2 separate regions of the Mus musculus genome follow, and region 2 is linked to region 1. The links are chromatin loops, found by intact Hi-C in ENCODE. Cell type or tissue: heart. All regions are shown on one strand. Region 1 overlaps Cubn (cubilin (intrinsic factor-cobalamin receptor)). Region 2 overlaps Cubn (cubilin (intrinsic factor-cobalamin receptor)).

What was found. Hi-C counts contacts between places; a loop is a spot of excess contacts. Peaks named below come from ENCODE experiments on the same cell type or tissue, not always from the same donor. Only the 100,000 strongest peaks of a DNase experiment are listed, where the experiment ranks them.
Region 2: it touches region 1 in a loop (2.2-fold over the local background); 4 of 42 quality-filtered maps call a loop at or near these places.

What each region holds. Positions count from the first base shown.
Region 1 is chr2:13,298,214-13,300,713 of GRCm38, reverse strand. The region is part of intron 59 of Cubn (cubilin (intrinsic factor-cobalamin receptor)); the gene reads left to right. The region is part of intron 2 of Gm13270 (a long non-coding RNA gene); the gene reads right to left. Among named protein-coding and RNA genes, the nearest start is that of Gm13270, 28 kb to the right of the region's middle. In heart, a CTCF peak has its summit at 1,403; no DNase peak of the experiment used is centred here.
Region 2 is chr2:13,412,449-13,414,948 of GRCm38, reverse strand. All of the region lies in intron 27 of Cubn (cubilin (intrinsic factor-cobalamin receptor)), which reads left to right. Among named protein-coding and RNA genes, the nearest start is that of Cubn, 78 kb to the left of the region's middle. In heart, no CTCF peak of the experiment used is centred here; a DNase peak (open chromatin) is centred at 1,228; H3K27ac peaks cover 1,937 bases.

The DNA of each region.
Region 1 (2,500 bases):
TAACCCTTTACTAGACAAATCTTTACAAAGATCCATCTAATCATTATTTGTTTTCTATGTATTCCTTCACTGTTTTTTATATTATTTTTTATTTTATATTATTTCCTAGCTAATTACTATATGGGCAGTGATTTAAGAATGCAAAAGTGAGTTTAGCAAGGTCCTATGCTTGACAAACTCTAAATCAGAAGTCAACATCTCCTTGTAAATTTGGTATGATACCTCTCTTTTGCTATGAAAATGGCTGTCCTGAATCTTGGTGTAGGCTTTGGAGTACCAGACCCAGTTTCTAATCTTAACAAGTTTGGCTTGGGCAATATACAAAGCTATGCTGCCTTGGTCTTCTATTCTATAAAATGGACACATTTATCTTTGTAGAGGTCTGTAGTGTTGATTAAACTAGATAAACCTCTGTATTTATTTGACAACTGAGTACAGCTCTAACCAGCAAATTTGTCTTGAGAGGTTGACAGAGACTGGGATCCATACTTTCTATGAAGAAGAACAATCATGCATAACTACTGTGTCCTCCTGGGAGATTAATTCATATTGTTATGCAATAACATCTGAAAATGACTTATCTATGATTTCCATTTTTCTTGATTTAGAAATACACACACACACACACACACACACACACACACACACACACACATATCTCATCATCCTTTTCGACCAAAAAGCATTTGGTTGAAAACTCTAATTATACATGTACACATGTATTTGCATAACATATTTGTTGACCATTTTGCTTCCAAAGAGTATATTTGGTGTTTGGCTTTTTCTTCCAATTGGAGAATTTAACATTTAATACATTTTTGTGCAACAGAATTACTGATGTTGCCTGATTTCACTCAACCTTTGTGCTCTTTTCTCTTTGTCCTTCCTCTTTGTACTCTTTGTATGTTCCCTTAGCCATCCTTTCTTGCCTTTAAATGTTTTATTGCATTTAACTTGCCACTTATCGTGTGTGCATGTGTTTTGGATTGCGTGTCACAGTGCCCAGAACTTTGCAGGAGTCTTCCTGCTGTGTGGGTCTCGGGGACTGAACCCCATTCTTCAGCCTCGGGGCGGGCTCTTTTCGTCTGCTGACCTACCTCTCTCACTCCTTTTCTTTGCTTCTTAAAAAAAAAAAGTAATCACCTTTTATGTTATTTCACACACAATCTGTTATTTTAGCTCTTACCTTATAGACCATACTATTTATCTGTGGCTTGAATTTCTTTGAATTAGTATGGTGCCTACAGAATAGCTCATAGAGTTCATCTCAGTGAAGACAGTAAGAAGTGAACAACAGTCCTTGGCTTTATTTCTTGAGAGTGGCCACACCCCACCAAGCCCCCTTTTGATATAGATCTAAGTATACAGCAGAATGAATGGAAACCTGGGCTTAGGCTGCTACCTAGTGTTGACAAATCAGAGGTGCCTGTGCACAAAACAGACAAAGCCAGTCTCTGTACCGTCTTTACAGGCACAGCATTCTGTCCTTATAGAGATCCTGCTGGTCTTGGCAAACGTTGACCAAGGGAAGGAAGAGTTGTCATGCTGCGGTTTGATGCCTAGACTATTTAAGAAGTAGCTTTTGTGAACTGTAGTTACTCAACTGAGATTTGAAGGACTAGTCTTACCACATCATCCATGACTCACTATAATCTAATTTAAAAATAGCATTTTTATCATTTTATGATCAGTTCAGTGGCCTTAGAACATTATGCATGTGCCTTCATTTAAATGTGTACCCAGATATTCCATCTCCTTTAGTGATTACAAATGATGTGTTTTTCAGTCTTTTCCCTCTCTTGCACATTGCTAATACATAGAAATGTTACAGGTTTTGATGTGCTGTTATACATATTCAGATTTTGACTGACTGTATTCTTGGGTCTAAGAACTATCATACATATTCAGGTTTTGAGTGACTGGATTCGTGGGTCTAAGAGTGTATTTGCATATCCCTCAGAATTGTTCTATAAGGAGAAGAATGGCATCTGCAAACAGTGACACCTGGATTCCTTCCTTTCCAGGCTTTTGTTCCCTTAAGTATTAACGGCCAAGACTTTAATAGTGATGATTAAGAGTTGTAAGAAAACCACCATTTCTTGTCCTCATCTTGAAGGGCTGATTAACTGTTTACCTTTACCTTTGCTACTAGAGACTCACAGGATGGCTTGCTCATCTGAGTACTTGCCATGCAAGTTGCAATCCTCAGCACACAGATAAAAAGCCAAGCACAGAGGTGTGCATCTATAATCTCAATGCTGGGAGTTAGCCAGGAAGATCCATAGTGTTTGCTGGCCAGGCTAGCCAAATTAGCAAGCTCCAGATTCAGTAAGAGGCTCTATTTCAAAATATAATATGAAGAACCATTGAAAAAGAGACTGGATATCAGCCTATTGCTTTCCCAGGCATGAACACACACACACACACACACACACACACACACACACACACACCCTTCTTTCAAAAGTTTGCTAATAGCTCTAAGTTCTACAGGTATTCT
Region 2 (2,500 bases), 110 kb before region 1:
TGGCACCTTGCACAAAGTATAAATGAGAAATGACAACACCCATATTCTAGTCTACTGATTTAACTGAAGCTCTTTGAGGAAACAGAATGGAGAGGTTCCATTGACACATTGAAGGTTTGGAAACTGTTAGTAACGGCCTTAAAAACTGCTCCGTGCTTCTCTATAATCCTTTAACAAAGAATGAGTATATTTGCTACAATTTAACATTTTTTGGCTTTTAGAAAGAAAATTGGGGTGAAGAAAACAATCAGTTTTCTTTGCATCATTGATGCATTTCACAATTCTGCATTAACTACACTTGCACTCACCTCAGTTTGTAGAGACTTCATTGCAGAGTTGCTAGGCATTTTAACCCCCAGTAATGCCCAGCATAGGACACATGCCCATAAACAGTGCATTATTATTCTAGCATGAATAGAATCTCCCAGACTAAAGAGAGGCCCATTGGACACGCAAACTGTATATGCTCCAGTACAGGGGAACGCCAGGGCCAAAAATATGGGAATGGGTGGGTAGGGAAGTGGGGGGGGGGAGGGTATGGGGGACTTTTGGGATAGCATTGGAAATGTAATTGAGGAAAATATGTAATAAAAAATATTAAAAAAAAAAGAATCTCCCAGACTATGGTTCAGCCCCTAGCCTTTTGCACTGTCAAAAGCTGTATTTGGGACCTGGGGAGTTGTTTCAGTTACTAAGTATTTGTCACACAAGCAAGAGCACCTGCGTTCAGACTCCTGTGTAAAAAGCTGGGTGTGATAGTACACCTCACATCTCTGTAACCCCAGCACTGGGATAGGCATGTGGAAACAGGAGGATCCCTGGATCTGGCCAGCCAACTTAGTCAAATTGGGAAGAAACTTTGTCTTAAACAGAGTAGAGAGCAATTGAAGACATCCAGTGTTGATCTTTGGCCTGCACACAGCAGCATTCACATGTGCTTAGACCCACGTGCTCAAAAATACACCCTTCACACATAAATACTTATGTGTCCACCCCAAAAGCCATAGTCTACAAACATTTTCCCCTTTATGATAACAGAGTTGTACACAGAGTGTCCCCATGTGTGAACAGCACAGCTCCTTCCTTCTGCCTCTCAGCCTTCTTCCAAAAGCCACAGAGCTTCTCTGTCTGAAGCCTGGTAATTAAAAGCTCCCTTCCTGGTTAGAACAAAGCAGAGAAGCAGAAGAGGTTTTGTGTGTGTGAGCCACAGTGGGTTTGACTCTTTGATCAGGGCGCGCCTCCTTGCTCATTTCCTGAGCAGATGAGTCATGTTTCCTGGAACAGTCCTTTAGAGGAAGTGGGCTTCCACAACGTTAGCTGTCTGCTAATAGCCCTGCTTACAGTAGAGCACCTGCCACTCACAAGTGAGTTTAAGTGCATTCTATAGGCCAGACATTTAGTTTTGTCTCCATACCAGCTGGGAGAATATAGCTTTCTACTAGGATAATCCACATTCAGAATTTTGAAAAGTATAGCAATGAAGCTGATCTCTCTTACGTCATTAAGCAGTCCAAGATGCATCTTAGACAAGATGTTGACTCCAAAATTGTCTGGGTAAAATGTGATTTTTTTGTTTTGTTTTGTTTTTCCAGACAGGGTTTCTCTGTGTAGCCCTGGCTGTGTTCTGGAACTCACTCTGTAGACCATGCTGGCCTTGAACTCAGAAATCCTCCTGTCTCTGCCTCCTAAGTGCTGGGATTAAAGGTGTGTGCCACCACTTCCCGGCGATTTTTTTTAAATTATAAAAATATATGAATTCTTTATTTTTTAGGCGATCAAAATTCTTTTCAGACAGAGAGTGGTGGTACACACACACACACACACACACACACACACACACACACATCACAGCACTTTAGAGGTTGAGGCAGGAGGATCCATTTACAATCAGACTGGCTACCTAAGACCCCTGTCTTTGGGAGAAGAAAAGAAAATCGTTGCCCTTTTCTGACCATCCTCACGATGAAGAATTTTCAACTGACTAGTTTGCTATATAAAATGATGCAGAGCTGCAGCCTTCAAACAACCAGCCTTTGGTTCAAAAGAGCTCTGGTCTCTGCTCCTCATAGCCTCTCGAACTTGAAGCATAGGATTCAGATGAATAAGAACAAAACCTACCACAATTTCCCAAACTACCGTTAAGCCACTTAAAAATCCCTTTACATGCACAAAGTTTGACATTATTTCCCACAACTTTCCACCTCTCTTCCTCCCATACTTAAGCCCAAAGCAGAAAAGTCCAGAGGCATCTACTATCAATGCTTGTGAGTACACTGCACAGGGAGGACCATGGGTGCAGGCACACTGCAAAGAGAGGACCATGGGTACAGGCACACTGCACAGGGAGGACCATGGGTACAGGCACACTGCAAAGGGAGGACCATGGGTGCATGCAGACTGCACAGGGAGGATCATGCATACAGGCACACTGCACTGGTAGGAAATGCTGGTCACAAGGTTAAGTTTTAAATATCATAAATCTTAGTTAGGAATTCTGGTT